Linked DNA regions of Homo sapiens: region 2 is linked to region 1. The links are chromatin loops, found by intact Hi-C in ENCODE. Cell type or tissue: sigmoid colon. All regions are shown on one strand. Each heading gives the region's core, and the rest is flanking DNA. Links, peaks and the distances in the headings are about the cores only.

Evidence for each region. Hi-C counts contacts between places; a loop is a spot of excess contacts. Peaks named below come from ENCODE experiments on the same cell type or tissue, not always from the same donor. Only the 100,000 strongest peaks of a DNase experiment are listed, where the experiment ranks them.
Region 2: a loop joins it to region 1, with 2.0 times the contacts of the local background. A loop is called at or near these places in 2 of 110 quality-filtered maps.

Annotation. Positions count from the first base shown.
Region 1 is chr10:4,266,014-4,276,368 of GRCh38, reverse strand. No RefSeq gene overlaps it. Among named protein-coding and RNA genes, the nearest start is that of LINC00702, 27 kb to the right of the region's middle. In sigmoid colon, for the core only: no CTCF peak of the experiment used is centred there; a DNase peak (open chromatin) is centred at 6,068.
Region 2 is chr10:3,477,557-3,487,911 of GRCh38, reverse strand. All of the region lies in intron 3 of LINC02669 (long intergenic non-protein coding RNA 2669), which reads left to right. The region is part of intron 1 of LOC105376360 (a long non-coding RNA gene); the gene reads right to left. The region is part of intron 1 of LOC124902538 (a long non-coding RNA gene); the gene reads right to left. LOC107984192 (a long non-coding RNA gene) reads right to left here and starts at 4,365. Exons shown (of 2, transcript XR_001747329.1): 1 at 2,429-4,365; 2 at 1-2,091. RefSeq lists an enhancer at 704-1,903. In sigmoid colon, for the core only: no CTCF peak of the experiment used is centred there; DNase peaks (open chromatin) are centred at 3,556 and 5,411; H3K27ac peaks cover 2,553 bases.

The DNA.
Region 1 (10,355 bases), core at 1,155-9,154:
AAGCGAGGGCCACAGCCATGTGCAGGTCACACAGTCCTCTGAGCAGCAGCCTCCTCCCCTATCAAACGGGGATCACAAGGGCAGGCTTTTCACAGGATGACCATGATGACAAAATGAGGATGCATGGGAGACAACTCTAAGGACAATACTGCTCCATAAAATTCATTGAGTATTGTTATTGCTTCTGTTGTTTTTCACCTGCAACCTCTGGCACCCAAATTGTAGCATCCTCTTCAGCTGTGAGCTGCCGCATTTACTCACTTATCTCCTTTATGCTGAACAGTATTGAAAGTGTTTTTCAGGGTAGGCAGGTTTAAGGCAGGGACAAAAGTAGATACCCTTCTTCTCTGAACACTTTAAAACATATCTGCTTCATATGAATTAGTAATTAAGTACCATAGTCCTGCCTTATCCACAGTTTCACTTTTCACAGTTTTAGTTATTGGTGATACAGTGAAATAAGAGAGACCAAATTTAGATAACCTTTTATTATAATATATTGCTATAATTGTTCAATTTTATTATTAGTTATCATTGTTAATGTCTTACTCTGCCTAATTTGTACATCAAACTTGGTCATAGATTTGTAGGTATAGGAAAGAACATGGAGTATGTGGGGCTTGGTAGCATTGGAGGTTTCAGGCATACACCCGGGGTATTGGAATGTATCCCCCATGGATAAGGTGAGAACTGTTGTTAACATTAGGCTAAGAATCTTAATCCTTACTATTTCAGTATCATTTTAATTTTCAGACAATTGATAGAGGTAAAAGTCATGTGAGTAAAATTTTTCAATTCACAGGATAATAGAAAATAAAATAATATCCCAAGATTTAAAGAATGAACAGATATTGTATGTTGATATTTTGTAGGTTATATATAATCTCAGTTTTGTTTTTTTTTCTAAATACAGTAAGAAAGTAGCCTAGGTCAATTTAAAACTAATTATCACAGAAGTTTTGACTCAATGTAGAAATTGTCAAAATTGTATTCTCTCAAAAAAACAGTTTTGATAATGTTATCAAGTTTCCTAACTAGAAAATGCTGATTATTGACAAGATCATATTATAATGGTTTTCCTTGAAGGAAAAGGGGGAACACAGTACATTAGTTTTTAAAGTTGTTTAAGATATACATGACTACAAGTTATACTTTTTAAATTTTTTTTAAATTTTAAGCTCTCGGGTACATGTGCAGGAAGTGCAGGTTCATTACGTAGGCAAACATGTGCCATGGTGGTTTGCTGCACCTATCAACTCATTACCTAGGTATTGAGCCCAGCATGCATTAGCTGTTTATCCTGATGATCTCCCTCCCCCCATCCCCCAACAGACCCCAGTGTATGTTGTTCTCCTCCCTGTATCCATTCTCATCATTCAGTTCCCAGTTATAAGTGAGAACATGCAGTGTTTGGTTTTCTGTTCCTGCATTAGTTTGCTGAGGATAATGGCTTCCAGCTCCATCCATGTGCCTACATAAAACATGGTCTCATTCCTTTTCATGGCTGTGTAGTATTCCATGGTGTATATGTACCACATTTTCTTTTTCCAGTTTATCACTGATGGGGATTTGGGTTGGTTCCATGTCTTTGCTATTGTTAATAGTGCTGCAATAAACATACTCATGCATGTATCTTTGTAATAGAATTATTTATATTCCTTTGGGTATATACCCAGTAAGGAGATTGCTGGGTCAATAGAGTGGGATAAAATTTTTACAATCTGTCCATCTGACAAAGGTCTAATGTCAAGGATCTACAAGGAACTTAAACAAATTTACGAAAAAAAATTCAAACAACTCCATTTAAAACTGGGCTAAGGAAATGAACAGAAACTTCTCAAAAGAAGACATTCATGTAGCCAACAAACATGTGAAATAAAACTCAACATCACTGATCATTAGAGAAATTCAAATCAAAACCACAGTGAGATATCATCTCACTCCAGTCATAATGGCGATCATCAATAAATCAGAAAACAACAGATGTTGGCGAGGTTGTGGAGAAATAGGAATGCTTTTACACTTTTGGTGAGAACATAAATTAGTTCAACCATTGTGGAAGATGGTGTGGCTATTCCTCAGAGATATTATACTTCTTATTCAGTCTTTACTTTTTAAAATTTTGCTTGCTTCGTTATAGACTAAAAGTCTATTGTGTACTAAGATGAGGTAATATTTGTGTTCTCATCTAAAGTTGTCCTGGACATTTCAAAAGTGCATAGTCTGCAGGTTTTGGCTATTAAAATTGTATGACTTTTTTGTTGGTCAGAGTTTTCCAGAGAAACAGAAATCACAGGATGTTTCCATATGTAGATGTATAAGTAGAATAAGGAATTGGCTCACATGACTATAGAGGCTAAGTCCCATGATCTGCCATCTTTAAGCTGGAGACACAGGAAAGTCGGTGGTGTAAATTCCAGTCTGAGTCTCACAGCCTGAAAATCAGCAGAGCCAACACAAGTTTCAGTGCAAGGGCCAGAGAAGACCAGGGTCTCAGCTCAATCAGTCAGACAGGGGAGACAGCTTGCCCTCCTCTGTTTTTCGCTCCATTGGGGCTGTCCCTTGGTTGGATGAGAGCCACCAACACTGGGAAGGCTCTCAGTCCATCCATTCAAAGGCTAGCCTCCTCCAGATACGCCCTCACAGGCACACTTGGGCACAATGTTTAGCTAAATATCTTGGCACCCTGTGTCCCAGTCAAACTGACACATAAAAGTAACCATTACAGCTCTGCAGAAAGTCTTCGTCTAAATAGAAAAGTACAGGTATAACTGTAATACTGTTAGAGTAATTCTTTTTTTCATTATGGATTTACTATAGTGCAGCCTTTTCTCAATAGAATTTAAATTTTTTTCGGTATACATATTCTATGAAAGCACAAATGTCTTTGCTAGTAAATATTCTTTAAAAACACAATCTCCAGTTTCATAGCAACCAAGATTATGGTTAAATATGCAGACATTTGGGTTTATATAGTAGTCAAGAAAATACATTTCCAACAAGATCCAAACAAAAAGCAAAACTAACAAAATCTCACTTTTCCTCCTGTAATTTTTTTACAATAATTAACAAATATAATTTCTTCCATTTCTCCAGATAAAGTTCAGTACATACTAATATAGTTAACAAAAATTTAAATTTTTTTTAGTAGCAAGCTTGCCTGATGGAAATGGTACTCCATTTGAGCGCCTTGGTATTAGAGTTTGATGAAATAGTTTTGATGTGTTTATTTATGTTTATCTCAGAGCAAGAGAGTAATGATAGATGTTTCTGATTTGGTATAATTGAGAAATCTAGATTAAAATGTAATCCTCTTTTATTTTGAAATAACACAAATTATTTCATCATCTTCTTTCAAAATGGCCATTAATGATTTTTCTCAAGGAAGTTAAATTTTATTCACCATATTAATTAGTTCTAGTCATTCAAATGAATGTACTAGTCTTATAAAGTAATTATGCCATAAAACTGTCCCTTTGAAATGTCAATAAACCTATTTCTACTTTTCCATCACAATATTTGTTAATATAGATGTCACATTCTACAAGGACAAAAAGCCACAAGCAACTGTAGATTGAAATAAGTCGTTGTAACACAGAATATTCCCATTTATATTATTGAATAAATAGGTCTATCCAGTTTACAAGTAAGAGTAAAATACAAAATCTTTTGCAGAACAACATTCATACATTTCATTCCAAAAGATCTAAAAAATCAAGAATTCTACAAACAAAAGCAAAACAAATTGTGTTAATTCTATACCCTGTTTATGTTTGCGAGGTAAAATATATATATATATATATATATATATATATATATATATATATATATAAAATAAATCTAAAACACAAACTTCTATTAAAAAATCCATGAAAAAAGAATGCACTTTTAATGAAACAATACAGCAGTCAAGAACCACTCAAAACTCAGAATACTTTAACGGGGTGGTTATTGAGGAAATTAAATTTCCAAAGCTTGTCCCCTGAGACCTAAGAAAGTTAGACAAGTAGAAGGTGGTGCTGTGTTTTATCTTGGTCACTGAATGTTAAAAACCCGGGTGGGTGGGTGGGTGACATAAATGCTCATTCTCTGCTCATGACACTAAATTGGCACAGGCCCTTCAAGAGCAATTTGGTGGCATTAAGTAAAACTGGAGACAGTCATGCAGTTTTACCAAGTAATCACATTTGTAGATACCTGAAGGAAGCCTCAAACTTACATTAAATGGGAAAATGAGGCGAAGTGTAAAAAAAGAAAAAAATGAAAAATATTAGAAAACAACTTAAAAAAAAGAAATCTTGCTTAAAACAATCTGTACTATCCATAAACATATGATAAAATATTACCTTCTTGAAATAATAAAAAAATCAAGAAAAGATAAAAGGAACATTCAGATAGCCAAGAAATAGGATTTGGTGTGAAATACAATGAGAAGGAAATATCCTAGAACCTAGAAAGTAGAACAAAGGAAATGAGGGGTTAGGTCAAGGATGAGAACAGTCAGATTTTGGGAATAGGTAATCAGCACTGAGTAAAACAGAAGGGAATTTCCAGGATAACAACTGAGAGAAGCCCTGGGCTGGCCACTGGGTACCAGTTGCAGAGCCACCGTCAGATTGCAGCAGAGGCAGAGGCCCCAGGGGACCCAAGTAAATGTCCCTTTGGTTGCTGCTCTGTCGCAGAAATCTTTTTATTTCCCTGTGGGAAAATTTCATTCTTCCCTAAATTCTGACTGAACACATTAAAATATTGTCAACTCATTAAGTACACTGACTTAAAAAAATCAAAATGGAACATACATCCAATTGCCTTCTGAAAAAAAGAGAACTTTTTTTTGAGATCTCACATGTATGACACTGGTGACTGCCTCCTCACTTTTGTCAGATTTAATTGGAAGCTGCAGCAACAAATAGCTCCCGCATTTCAGCGGCTTGCGGCCCCTGCATGTTGTTGCTGGTGTTCTGTGGAGTGTGCTGGAGACTACAGCTCCCTACGCTACTCCTGTCTTCTTCTGGGACCAAGGCTGGATAAGCGTGGTACCCTGCAGCAGCTAAGTGTGTCTGTGCCTGCTAAACGAACTGCAAAAGGAGCTGCATGCTACCAGCAAATCCTAGACACATGTTCCTAAAAAAGACTAGCAAAAAAAAAAATAAAACATCCTTCACTCCGTGCACTATTATTAGAATCAGTCTTAAGGAGCATAACAGAAGAAAAGAAAAATAACTGAAATATTCACACCACAGAATACTACAAAACAGTTAACAAGTTTGCTTGGGTAACAGAATAAATTCTCCAAAAACTTTGTGACAAAAATATGTAAGAAATGGAATGTGCAGTGTGAGACACTTAAATTTTAAAATAGATAAAGCACTGCATGAAAAATTCATGAATATGCATATATAAAGGTAGCATAAAATATGAATAGGGTGACTGAAAACAAATTAAGGGTAACAGGTTATCTCAAAAGGGGAGAAAAGGGGTATTTCAGGGCTCAATAAGGGACCTCATGTTTAGTTTAATTTCTTTGAAAAGTGTGAAATGCATATGCCAAAATATGAAGATTTAAGAAAGCTGGCGGTTCATTATGTTATTCCCTATACCTTTTTTTATTCTTCATAATAAATTCTAAAATCTCAGACACTATGTAAACTGTAAATGCCCCTCTTATTGTCATCATTGGTGCAACTTGTGCAGCCCTGGGCAAGTACCTTCTGAGTACCTGGAGGTAAGGCTGATTATCTGCTTCATCTACTGGCATAAAATGAAAACTTAAAAAAAATGAATCAAAATTATGACCTCAGCAAAACTGGAGACTAAAATTAACATCCCTTCCCAAAACTCACCCTATCACCTAGTACCAAACTGACAAGTCATTGTGCTTATATATTCATGTGCATTCTTGCTAACTGACAGTTTCCCTTACAAAACTTTTTGCCCATTGTCTATCCTCTGCCTAATTCTTATCCTTCCCCAAATGCTCTCCAGGCTAAGTAAGAACAGATACACATGTAGTAGCCGAGATGACATCACAGCTCCAAGATTCACTTCCTGTGGCTGTCTGTGTTCTCTTACTGTGACGGTTATGGGCAGCCGGTGAGCAGGTCCTGCCCAGTAGTCCCGAATCTCAAACCCTTAAGGCTAAACTCACAGGAATTTAGCAAACATGCAACAAAGGAATGTAAAGGAAACAAACACATTACACAGTCCCTGTTTGCTCTCTTCCCATTTCTCTCTCAGGCATTTCTAATAGTTTTACAAAGTATAGCTAAAACAGGGAAAATGTACAGTTTTCCTAAAGCTAGGGTGGCCCAAGCCTAAGGGAAAAGAAATGTAGAATATCCCTTTGTGTGGGATCATCGCAGAACCACCACAAATCGATTTGTATTTTTTTAAAAGCAATAGAAATTTCATTTCCAAAAAAAAAAAAAAATCCTATGCTAACCTCTAAATTTTTATTTATGTATGTATGTATGTATGTATGTATTTATTTATTTTGAGCTAGGGACTCACTCTGTCACCCAGGCTGGAGTGCAGTGGCACAATCATGGCTCACTGCAGCCTCAAACTGTTCAGTTCAAGTGATTTTTCTGCCTCAACCTCCCCAGTAGCTGGGACTACAGGTGTGTGCCACTATGCCTGGCTAATTTTTTTTAAATTTTTTGTAGAGAAAGGGTCTCACTTTGTTGCCCAGGTTGGTCTCGAACTCATGGCCTCAAGCAATCCTCCTGCCTCTGCCTCCCAAAGTGTTAGGATTGTCGGCATGAGCCACTATGCCTGGCTCACATGCTCATTTTAGCCAGGGATCATTAGCAATAGCGGTTATAGAGTCAAATCTGTGTTTGTGATTTTTGGATATTTTATTGCCTGGAAGGTAAGAATTAATTGATTTTTTTAAGTTTGCTTGTGATTATATTATGTTCCTGAGCCATGAATATCATGCAAACCTTGCAATATCTTGCTGTGTTTGGCACTCAGAGTGTGGCTCTTGCTGACATGAAGTGAAGACTGCATTGGCTCTGACTTAGTCACATGCAGAATCTGAAATCCGATGAGCCCAATTCTAAATCTTGGGTCACCTTTAGCCTTACCTTTGAATTGTTTTCTTCACTTTCTTCCCTGGGAGAAAGCTCATTGCTAAAGACCTATGATAGCTTCAACATTTGAGTGAATTTTCATGCTATAAAATGATATGGGTTATTTTAAAACAAAATAGTACAAAATAATTTATCATTCATAACATTTTTCTATATCCATTTGCTCAAGCATGAGTTAGAATCCTCTTAAATTAAGGAAATGAAATTTCCTACACTGTTCTCTGGCATGGAAGCAGCATTCATTATGCATCTCCTAAATTTCCTCTTTACACCACCTCCCCTAAGGAAGGAGCTTGAACTCCCATGGAGAGTTTTCATCTCTTCTCATGTTTCCCTTCTTCAAGTCAATGGCCAGTCCTAAGCCACTTTGTTTTTCCTATCTGTCTAGTTTTATCTCTTTTCCCATCCCCGTGTCCATGGCAAAGCTTGTGGCAAGTATAGGTAGGTAGAAATAATTAATGCTGCGATATGGTTTGGCTGTGTCCCTACCCAAATCTCAACTTGAATTGTATCTCCCAGAATTCCCACGTGTAGAGGGAGGGACCCAGGAGGAGGTAATTGAATCACGGGGGCCAGTCTTTCCCATGCTAGTCTCATGACAGTGAATAAATCTCATGAGATCTGATGGGTTTATCACGGGTCTCTGCTTTTGCTTCTTCCTCATTTTCTCTTGCTGCCACCATTTAAGAAGTGCCTTTTGCCTCTCGCCATGATTCTGAAGCTTCCCCAGCCATGTGGAACTGTAAGTCCAATTAAAACTCTTTTTCTTCCCAGTCTTGGGTATGTTTTTATCAGCAGTGTGAAAACAGACAAATACGTGCTGAGACACGTGGCGTGGTCGGGGTAGAGCGGCAGATTTTATCAGGCTCCGGGTCTAGGTACAGCTGTGATGGGCATTGTGTTACTGTCCGTTTGAAAACTCAATTTACCATCTTAACCTCAGCCTTGAGGTAAGAAGCATGTTATGTTTCTTAGCATCTACTTATTGAGTACAAGTAACAATGTGTCTTCCCTGAGCTGGGTTTGCCTTTGGAGTTGCTCTGAAGTTTCAAATACAATAAGTCACGCCAGATCTTCCCACGGCTTAAAAACGCTTTAAACGTCACTTAGGATTCCTGAAGTCTTGCACATACCTCTTGATCATTTCAATAAAGTGGAATCAAATTTATCTGTCTAATCGAATGAAGACTTTTCCATAGGAAGTCCTAGTAAAACACTGAGTCTTTTGATCCTGAATACTCAGCCTCCATTGTATTTTCTCAGTGTCTCATTGTGTCACTTTATTTTGTTTTAGTAAGCTTATTTTTTCTTTGTTTTTCTTATTTTGTTTAAATTTTCACCATCAGACATTTGTCTGAAATCCAAGCTGATTAAGATAGCAACTTTCCCCAAAAGTTAAATTTCACTGGGACCTTCATATTTATTGCCCTCATAGATAATACCACTTCTTAGCAAAGACTCATAAACCATTTCTCACAGTACTGAAAACCTTTTCTGTTTTTTGAATTTTTACTCTTTAGAGCAAGGATCTTCCAGTTTCATATTTTTCTTACATTCCTGAAACAGCGAAATGGAACAGCTACCACTTTTTATTTGAGTAGCACAGAGAACAGAATACATGTAACTCATCATCACAGGGGCTACCATCATAAATACAGTTTGTAAAAGGAGACAGGATCCTTGGAAATGTTTCCAGCAGGTGGAGCACATCATGGCTCCAATCCATGTGCGGCTCCCCTTTATTGCTTACTAAGGATGCATATTTCATATCCTTTAAAAAAATAATAAAATCACACACATGACAGCAAGATTTAATAAGAGAGTCTCAAGCCAAAGAGTAACACCTAGTGCCAATCTGGATATTTTCTGGGGCATAGGATTGAGAAATTTCAGGAGACCTCTGAAAAAATACACATACAAATCCCCAAAATAAAAGCTCCAGAACACCTGGTGCTCCTCCCTGGGCCTCTGCGCCTGGCCATGCCTAGGACACAGGAGAAGGTGTGGGAGAAGTGCAACGCTCAAAGTCCACTCGTAATCCCTGCAAGACGCCCACGCATATTCCAGGAAGATGAGAAGGTATTCATTTTAATGCAGCATTCATAGTTTAACTAAATACATGACAGAACCCACGAATCAAAAAAAAAAAAAACAGCAAAACCCCATTTGTTTAAAACTGGGCAACAATTCCAGAAACTAATCAGTAAGCTCTTTCTACTCAACACACAAATTTGTCATCAACCTAATCATCGTCCTCAGCACACAATTACTAAGTTCCCACATCTGCAGGATGCTGTGCCAAACACTCTTGAAAACAAGTTACTCTGTCCCCGCAGGACTTGAGTCTTGAATACAGATGCATAAAGCAGGGCATTTGGATTGCACAATGTGAACACACACACACAAGCATGTCCATTCACACACACTCACATGTGAACATATACACACACACACACATGCATACCCACTTACACACCCTCGTGTGTGTGCATATATGCAGACACATGCATGCACACATACATGTGCATGCACACACTTGTGCACACACACACAATCTAATTATTAAATATATATATTGCAACCAACTGGGACACCCTCAGCTCTACTAAACAAAGAGGAACTTTATTGTATGCCATTGTATTGCATAATGTTTATGAATTAAAAGCAAAAGCCTTAGTGTGCTTGGCAGAGAACATAGATGCATACATCCTGTTTTCCTTCTTAGAGGAACAAATTGTATCTTAACTGCTTCACAGAAAATCATTACGTGTAGTACTCTCACATAGAATCTTTTAGTTATGCAATAAATACTTGTTGAATATAAATGATTACTTTCTAATCTATCTGTATTGTGAGAATGATTTTTTCCTCTATTTCTATATTAGCTGTTATTAAGAAGATTCATGCCTAAGTTCTTCTTTGCTGTCAATCTCTAAAACCCAATAGTCTGGTACTCCCTCAGATGAATCTATAACTTATTAAAAAGATCCTATGAGAATAACACAAATTCTATTATTTGTTGCCATTTTCTAGTCTACCACTGGGATATGATGGAAACACAGGTGTTAAGTGCCACCTCAAAAGCAATCATCTATGTACATAGACCGACTCCCTTTTACTCTGTTGGCTGCTAAGGGAAAGTACCTGATGTGCCATAATTAACATTCAACTGATGCCGCTGGAATTCACAGAATTTTAGTGTTTCTTGTTCCCCCTCAGCTTGTTACAGCCTCAGAGCATTCACCCACCGTGTCTCTGCCT
Region 2 (10,355 bases), core at 1,468-9,467, 790 kb after region 1:
AGGCACTGGACGGGGACCTCCTGGCTCCTCTCCTAGCTCTTGCAGCACCAGCCATAAGGCACTCAGATCATGCAACTTCCCGGTGTCTCCGTCTCTGCATCTTTAAAATGGGGCTAATAAGAACACTTTTCTCATAGACTTATAAAGAGAATTAATTAAAAAAAATAATGCTTGGCTCAGAATGTACACTCCATGAACATCACCTGTTACCACTTAAGAAGGGTGCGTACCCTCCAGCCGCATCCATGCCAGTTCCCGTTGTCTCACCCTGGGCCAGCGACACCCATCTTAAGTCACAATTGAGAATACAAGCAAGACACGCTGAAATCTACCAGAATAAAGGTCCATCTTCACAGAACAAGCCTGTTTACACTTGAACCCACAGTTTTTCAGTCATATCCAGACTTCAAGGAGGGAAGAGGGCTCCACCGCAGGCTTCCTGTAGCAAGCATGGGGGCCATATCTGAGTCCCCTGTGGCGTTCTGTCACCATAGACTGTGACTTTCAAACAGCACAGTCACTTCTCACAGTGTTAAAGGTCAGAAGTCCCAGATCAAGGTTCTGGCAGATCTGGTATCTGGTGAGTATCTGCTTCCTGGGTCATAGATGGCGGCTTCTCACTGTGTCCTCACATGGTGGAAGGAGTGAGGAAGGAGTGAGGGAGCTCTCCAGGATCTCTTTCAAAAGGGCTCGAATCCCATTCATGGGGGGTCCACCTTTATGAGTTCATCATATCCTAAAGCCCCCACCTCCTAACACCATCACCTTGGGGGTGAGAATTTCAGCATGTGAATTAGGGGGAGACTCAAACATTTACACCACAAACAGGCAAAGAGCCTGCAGCTGCTAGTGAGGCCACGGCATCTCCCTCCTGACCAATCTCCTCTTCTGCAAATTGCAGCTGCTGGGACAGGACCCAGGAGGTTCCGGAGGATCAGGAGGTCCACCTGGGAGAAGAGCTGATCGGCTAGTAGGAGAGCTGGAAAAGCAACAGACACCTACTTAGTCCCTTCCCTGGGGCCCGGCTCCAGTCTGAGCTGTCACGCCACAGCAAAGGCATCACTTCAGGACAGCAAAGCCCCTGTCTCCCTCCCTTCCAGCTCCTCAGACTTCACCCTGGTAACACGTTTGTTTAAAAAACATATTTTTCCCCCTTGTAAAGAATCTAGGATACAAGGGGTCAGCCCAGCAGTTTAGGTATCAAGAAGAAACTGCTCTCGGAGCTAAAGTAAGAAACAGTGCCTGTCTATAGCGCAAATAAAGAGTTGGAACAAGATAAAAGGCAGTGATCCTTCACCAGCCAATCTCCAGGTGGATCTCAGGAATCCTGTGTGATGTGTGACATCATCTGGGAAAGCCCCGCAGTTGCCATGGAGACGCACCTCCCAGGCCTCGGGAAGCTGCCCCACCTCTCTGCCACCTTCTTCCAGACTGGTCATGGCAGGCTGGCTCTGATCTGGGTCCCAGACAGAGGGGAATTGGTTTGCCTTTTTTCTTTTCTTTTCTTCTTTTTTTTCTTTTCTTTTCTTTGTAAACTGCAATGACCGTGTGTGTGTGTGTGTTTGTGTGTGTGTGTCTGTGTATGCATATATATAAAGAAAGAGAGAGAAAAAAAAACAGAGTGCCCCACGACGCAAGGTGCCCACCTTGACAAATACACTGTGGGCAGACAATAAACCCTTATGAGGTTCTGGAGTGGCAGCAGCAATGGCCTCCTGCCCTCCTGGCGGGCTGGAGCCTCCTCCTGGCAGGTGGGGTAGGGTTGAAACATCAGAAATGCCGAGAAATGTCTCGGTGCAGCCTGATTACAGAGACACTTGTGATCCATGATTTCTGCTGCTCCACTGCTGAAAAAAAGAAAAAGGCCTGGAGTGCCTCATCCGCTGTGGTTTCTCTCCCATTTAAGTAAAATTGGAAACTTTTTTAAAAAGAAAGCACAATCATGTAATTAGTGCAGGCTCTCTTTTCTGGTTTTTTGAAAAGAGGCATTTTCACACACACCTTAGTCCATCTTAAACCCTTTCAACGTTCTGCATGCTCTTCCTAATTCCAGAGAGACAGAATTTTTATTTCCTTCGATCGCAGGGATACCTACAATGGAATTTACGTCTCAATTAACAGTTTGACCAAGGGTTTACAAGTGGTTGAATGGAGTACAAATGAAGAATTCGAAGAAACGCAAAGAGAGAAAGTGGACCGCCCATAGACACCTGCTCTATGCAAACAATGGACTCCTTCCCTTTATCTTAAGGGGTCTTACGCTACCTGTTTCTACGTCCTTTGCTGGTTCCCATGACAGAAATACACACGTTTCAGACAAGATTAAAATACAAAATCCCAACCATAGCCTCATCTTTGCACACACACTCTCTCATTTCCTGTTGGTACCAGCACTTTTCTATTTCGGTCCTGGGTATGGCTCACTAACCTACAGCAGCTTCCTCATTTGCACTTGACGTCTTCCCAAACAGCATTTAAGGGACGGAGCACAGCCCAGAAGGCAGAAGCGAAGGACAACTGCCAACCCCAAGGGGGAGCAGAGATCTGGGAAGGAAGACACTCATGGTAAAGGTAAAACCAAAGAAATCACACGCCTAGGAAATAACAGATTCTTCTGCATAAAATAGACTTGTGAGAAACTAATTGCTACAGATTTTATCTCGCCCAAAATAAACCGCAGGGAAGATATCATGAGCATACTGTAACGCATAAAATCTTGACACTCGTGCTAAAATACTCAAAATATACCCTGGAAGGTTGGAGCTTGTCTTCAGTGTTGGGTTCTGCAAATTATTTCAAACAGCTCGCCATATTTGTGGTATCACATTGAACCGGGTGTGAGAGGCGGGGAAGAAACAAAGTAGACACAGCTCTTCCTTGGAGATGTCTATCCCAGAAGGCGGTTTCCGAACAGCCCAGGAGAGAGGAAAGCTCCATTTCAGAGATGCAGACATGTTGGCCAGGACCGCGGAGGGAGGTGGCCAAAGGACCCCCTTCTCAGAGGCAGGGACTTGGAATTTCTGCCCCACGGCCTCTGGGAGAGTGGAGGCTGCTCTCGGGCAATTATCCCAAATGATTGTTTATCACTCCCAGTTCCAGAAGGCCTGGAAAGATTACATTCCAGAGACTTGATCACTGAAAATGCCCGGGTGGAAGCTGTAATTACGGCTTTCTCAGAGCCTACAGCATCTCCCCTGGGATTATTTGCATAAAGTCATTTCCTGTGGCAATTGCTGAACACAACAGTGCCCTCACTGTCATCCTACAGGCCATGAAGAGGGCTGCCTAGGCGAGTGTTTCAGCATAAATGTGTGCTCAGCAACCTCTGTGCGGCTGCCTCTTTGTAAAAATAAACATGCGGTGGAGTTTCTCTGTCCCCCGTCAAGCCCTGCAGTTAATTATAGGATATCTGGAGTCGTCAAGCATTCCCATGGAGCATGGAGGGAGGTGACTTTACAACTAGCAGGTTTCCATCAGAAGGTGACGGCAGTGACAGTGGAGCTCAGACTGGACTGGCGCTCCCCTTACTAGAAACCAGAGGGAGAGGAAATCAAGAGCCAGGGCGGGGTGAATTTCAAACAGCCCAGGGCTGGAGCCGGAACGGGAACCCCAGCTCCACCTCATCAGGGCCAAATAACCAGCTGCTATGAGGGGGCAACATGCTATCGGGATAAAGCATATGAAACCATAGAACCTTCAACAATAGGGCGTGAAGAAAAAAACAGAAAAATAAGGCCACACGGGCCCAGAAGGAATGCATTGCTCAGTGGCCCCAACAGAGAAAGTGGAACCACGTGAGATATTTCCATAAAACTCAGTCTGCACTCTCAACCCCATGGTGGAAGTCACAGGGACTACCCTTGAAGAGGCTCTGTACATCCTACAGGAGCCTGCAGAGAAAAAGGCAAGCAGCTGGGAAAGAACTGGATGCAGGGGCTTGGTGGGGACAATGTCCCCCTTCTACTCACAGCGGAGTGGGTCGGGAGGAGAGCCCTGTGGTGAGATCCCGATAGGCAGAGGCCGCGCTTCCTGATGCCTTCCTGAGGAGGAGTTCAGGAGCTTTCTCTCACTTCTCTTCTCTGAACAATGCCATGCCTGTCATGCTGTAGCTCCCTGTTCCAAACCACATGCACATGTATACATGCCTATACACACATATGTGGACACATGCAGACGTACACGTACAGGCAGCCACACACATGCATACATGCCTATACACACATGTATGTGTACACAGAGATGTACACATACAGACAGGCACACACATGCTTATATAGGTGCGTACATGCATGCACACATTGTACGTGTGTACACATAGGCATGTGCACACATACATGCACATGTTAACACACATATAGACATGTACTTTCTTGCACACAAACCTACATACACATAAAGATTTACACGTGCACATGCATGTGCACATATGCAAACACAGGCACAGGTACATGTACCATACAGGCATCCACATACACATGTGTACACATACCACATGGGCATGTAGACATACATACACAGAACATTCAAATTGGCTTTTTTTTTGAGAGAGGGTCTTGCTCTGTCACCCAGGCTGGAGCACAGTGACATGATCATGGCTCACTGCTCCTCGACCTTCTGGGCTCGAGCAACCCTCCACCTCAGCCTCCTGAGTAGCTGGGACCACAGGCAGGCACCACCACCCCTGCCTAATCTTTTCAAATTTAATAGAGACAAGGTCTTAACCTAGGTCTCACTATGATGCCTGGGCTGGTCTGGAACTCCTGTGCTCCATTGATCCTCCTGCCTTGGCCTCCCAAAGTGCTGGGATTATAGGTGTGAGCCACCATGCCCAGCTGACTTATTCTTCATATTAACTTTACTTACACTACTAATTGTTTGCTTAAACGTCAGTCTGCCTCCTAATTTCCAATCTTATAGGCAAGGATGATGACCTAACACCCATCATAAATGACCCATGAAAACTTTGAGCTGCTAGATTCACCTTGACTTTTATCTTCAGCCACTTTGCCATGGGAGCCCCTTAGATGACCCTAGAGGATCTCAAACAAATGCTTCCCAAGAATGCACTCCAATAAAGTACAGAATGCCACTGTTTCCCAGGCAAGGACTGACGCCAGTGTGTGTCCAGCCATGCACAGGAAAGTAACAATGCAATCTTACACACTTTCATTTGTCATAGTGCATGATTTCTTTAAAAGGAAATACCTAAAACACTCAGACTTAGCCTTCAAGGGAGCATCACCTAGGAAAGGTTTTCTCCCCTCTCCTGACTGTGGCACAAAACGAAGAATCTCCAATGTGCACGGGGACACTTTAATGAGATTTCCGTGACATCACTCTCTTTCTTCCCGTGCCTGATGATTCACGGCAGGCTTTTCAGGTTTCTTTGGTGCAATGGTCCAATTACAAACTTTATGCAAAAACGGTGTCAGGTTACAACATGTTGCAGAAGCACACGGGCAGGACATGGGCAGATTCGTTTCTGATGGATGTTTTGCGGTGACTAAGAAGCAGCTCCCAAGAGTGAAATGTTCTCCACACGTCTCAGAACCACCGGTGGCACCTCGGCCTCTGTCACAGCAGCATCGCTGCCCACGCCAGTTGCCCATGCAAACTTTGCAGGGCAAGTGGCTGCATCCGCTGGCTCTCCTATTCCGTGCACCACTGCCCTCCTCTACACACAGGGAGATGGCAGATCACTTTTCCTCTTTCCCATCTTTGTGAGATGAGAAAGTTTTCCTTGATATTGTCTCCTGTCAAATTCTAAGGTATGGGCTGATGCATGCCTTCCAAGGAAGACAGATCAAGTATCAAGGCAGCTCACCCCAGACCACCACTGAATTTCCAGCATTTCTACCCCAAACCTACTCTTTTGGAGATCTAACAAGCACCCCAAATGAATTTTCACATTTTTCTCCAATTCCATTGTTACAAATATTTTCATCTATTCATTTTAGTTTGTATGCATCGAGCAGTGTTATAAACACAATTTTGCCCTCCCCCATAAATTCATACGCTGAAGCCCTGATCCCCACAACCTCAGAATGTGACTGTATTTTCAGACAGGACATTTTAAAAGGTGGCTAAGTTAAAATGGTTATTTTAGGATGAACCCTAATCCGATGTGACTGGTGTCCTTAGAAGAAGAGGACATTTGGATACGCAGAGACACACAGAGGAATGACCCTGTGAGGACACGATGAAAGATCACATCTACAAGTCATGAGAGAGGCCTTGGGAGAAACCGACCCTGCCCATGCTTTGATCTCGACTTCCAGCCTCCAGAGCTGTGAGAAAATAGATTTCTGGGTTTCAGCTGCCCAGTGTGTAGTATTTGTTATGGCAGCCTGCATAGAATAATACAAGCACTCGAGGTGTCCCCGGCATTGTTACGGGTGAAGGAGACATGGTGAATGAACACCAGGCAATGCCCTCTTGTCTTATGTTCTAGTGGAAAATCCACATACAATTTGCTGAAGAGCGTAGCTGAACGAGTGAGTGTATAAATGAATTAATAAATAAACTATTTTTCCAGAGTTCACAAAAATTTAAACTTGAAGTGAGAGTATTTAGATGGTTTGTTTTCTAATTCAATGTATGCCAAAGGATAAGAAATAATGAAAGTATTTTGTTCCTGTTTCTACATATTTCTTTTTCAATCCACAATATTCATGACTGAGATCTTGAAAATGATCAGGGATTCCCATCATCAATGACTTGTAGAAAGGCAATGACCTTGTGGATCTTATCAGAGGCAGTGCAGTCCAAGGGTTACTTATGACATGGCTGTAATTCCCCATGTCTGCTGGTGATACTGTGGACTAGAACAGAGTTTCTCAACCCTGATTCCACATAGAAAGCAACCAGGGAGCTGTGAAATGCTTATGCCTGGGTCCTGCCCCCAGAGAGTCTGATGTGATGGATCTGGAGTGAGGCCTGGGCATCAGAGATGTTTAAACCTCCCCTACCCCACCCCAGCTAATTCTAAGACTCAGTCAAGACCAAGAGCTTCTGCTTTGGAACATGCCGAGTGAGGTTCCGGCATTCCCAGCCCACTCCAGCTTCCCAGTAGGACTCAAAACTGCCTGCTTTGCCCATCACCTTGAATCCTTGAGCTTTGCTGAGGGTCAGGCTGCTGAGTGTGGATAGCAATCCGATGCAATCCAACAAGTCTTTACTAAGAGCCTGTGGCAATGGACAGTTCATGCAGGAATACTTATTTATAAGGTGTCCCCCCAAACTCAAGGTATTTACAGTTTTTGGGGGGTGGAGGAGGTTCAGGGGCAAGTCCAGGGGGTTGAAGCAGACAGGGAGAGAAAACATACCCATTAAGCACTAGACAGTTTGGATTATGTCTTCTGAGTGAGAACTGAAGTCGCAGGGAACCCGCTGTGAGTCAGCAGGTTCACCTGAAGCCATCCGTTTTTACCACAGTGCTGTGCTCTTACTGTTATTATCCCCACCTCATAGACTAGTAAACGAAGGCCATGTCACTTTCCCAGAGTCACATGGCCAATGAGGGCAGAGCTGCCCTTGACCTTAGGTCTGAGACGCCTCAAAGCCTCACTCTTTCAATCATAAGACTTGGTCAATTATAGCAAGTTCTAGAAGACTTCAAAGAACAACATCAAACACAAAGGATACATACAGGCAAGTGCATGTGCCTGTCTCTGTGGCCCATTCTTTCTAACGATTTACCCACAGGCCTTTCTGAAAAGCCTCAGCGCAGAGCTGAGCCCCAACAGGCTGGAGGCAGCGGTCATCTCCTGCCTTCTGGGATGTGGCTTGATCCTAAGTGTCCTGTTAAAGTGATCAAGAACCTCCCCAACAAGACGCTCTGGGTTCTGCTCAGGGTGACTTTATCTCTTGTTCTACAAGCAACCTTTGGGTGCTGAACTCAATCCTGTTTTACTTGTCTCTCAAATCTAGTTCTTCACATGGAGGCCTGTGATGGACTCGTTCAAGATCTTGCCCCCATGGCCTCGGGACTGCACTAATTCCTCAACTCCCCCTCCAGCCCCTCTCAGTCAGACAATAGCCTCATCCACAACACCACAAATGTGAGTGTGATGCCCCCTCAGCTGGTCTTTTGATGGCATTTCATTAGACTCCCCATAAAGCCCCAAGTACTCAACAGCTCACATCCATCCCCACAATGACATAAATCTTCACCTTCCCTCCAGGGTCTTAGTTCTATAGGTTCTCATTCCTCTTCACTCTGGGGAACTGGCTCAGCTTTAGCTTTGACTAGATATCATCACTCTTTCTTATCTCTGGACCTTCACACTTTCGGGGGGATACTAGGTCTTTGGGCCCAAAACTTTATTGACTCAAGTAATTCCTAAAAGCCCATTTCTCAGAAGAGCCTTCTTGGATGTGCGAAAAAGACACAGTGCCTTCCACACACACACACTCCTGTGATCCCCAGCTTGCTCTCCTGCGGGGGAACTTGTCACCACAGGCTGTGGATGCTCTGTGATGGATTCCGCATACACACTCTCGTTTCTGTGTTCACTTGTCCACAAGAGCTGTACATCAGCATGGCCTTGCCTGAGATTTTAATGCTTAGAGCATGCATTCATCTCCTTGCTTCTCACCAAGATTCCCTTTCTTGGTGCAAAGCTGGATTATCAGGCGGAGGCCTAGCAGGCAGCAGAATTGCACTCTTACCTTTCAGAGGAGAGACACTGATGGAAAGACTATTTACAGATTTTGGGGCAGAGCTAAGGGTCTCTGAAGGGGTGCTGGGGCCGCTTGAGCCCAGCAATAGCAGGAAGGCTGGAGAGAGCAAGGAAGGAAATGGAGCTGCCAGCACTCAGTGGGACATGGAGCTACGGAGAAGCAGCCGACCAGCGGTGGCCACTAACACCCTGGATGGACACAGGGGCTGCCCGTGCGCTAATGCTCCAAGAGCAAAGAGAAAATACCACATCCTCCCTCTTCTCCGTCCTCCTGTCTCCAGCCAGTGACTTTCATTGGCCAACCCCACAGGAAGGCAGCCAGCCAGGGAGCTGGTTAGTACCATCCTTTAGGGTCAGCCTCCCAGGACAAGATCAGGACATCAGTCATGGAGAATGGGTGAGAGGCAGGGGATGGAGTGGGAAAAACCCAAAACCTGTTGATTCTCAGTATAATCAGCTGGCAGAAGGTTGGGCCATTGGGAAAGGAATCATCAGATGTTGAGTTTGCTCAGATGTAACCTTGACTTAGGAAAAGTTCCTTTTGGAATATCAGCTCCAGGGAGACTGGTTGCTGTCATGTTACTCAAGGATGAACCCCCATCAGTTCCAGCAATGCCTGGCACAGCTTACGGGCTTCATTAGTGAATTAATTAATTAAACATTTAACATGTCTTTGAGTAAAAAAAAAAGTGTTGGGTGTTTTGTGAGGGCTTCTGATAGAACAGTAGTTTGTCCATGTTTTCCCACTTTCATGGGGGCGGAAGTCACCCTGGATGAGTGGGATTTATAAAGGCCATGCCTCCAAATGCATGAGAAACATGAGGCTGCAAGGCTGCCTCTGAGACTGGGAGTGAAACCCTCCTCTCTGGGTCTGTATCTTCTCTCACTTCTACATCCTCTTTCCCAGAAGTATAAATTATGATGCTCATTGAACCCTCCCAGCCTCCTCCAAATTTAGAATTTTAGAATCATTTTATTTTAAGAAATGTCTTTTAAGGTGAGCAAATTCACATCATCAATACATGTTGGCTTTAACCTTCAGATCCGGTCACAGCATTTCTGATTAAACTTCTTACCTCCCTGCTACACCAAGCCTTTGAAATATTATTTTACAAAATAGTTGCTGTTGGACATAAATAGAATTTCTCTCCTGCTCTATTCTGTGTGGCTTACTCGTATATCTTCTGTGTCCATTTCCACCATTTCCTCATTCTACCTGATGAAATCTATGCTATGGGAAGACAGGCATTTTTGACTCCTTTGTTTAACAACGTATCTCAAAGAACTAGAACAGCAGCTGACTCATATAAGTGAGCAACAAAAATGTGTTACACAAGTGAAAGGTTTCAGTGTTTACGCCACTTGAGACATTGCCCTAGATGCAGTGGGTGTTACTGTGAGAAATCATAGCCTCAACCTTTGAAATACTTGTAGTCTAGCATAGCACAGAAGAGCAGGGACTTTATTCTGAATTATCCTCTAGCTCTCACAAGAAAAAAAGAGGTGAGGAGAAACATCAGAAGAGGAGAGAAAATAAATTACAATGAGTTACCTTATTTTCCTGTAGGTATTGGGCATTTGCACTCTCTTCCTGTGAAATATATATGTATAATTGTTACTTTGTAATATTTTCACATTCATTTATAAAAGTAAAGATGTCCATTATATTTATAT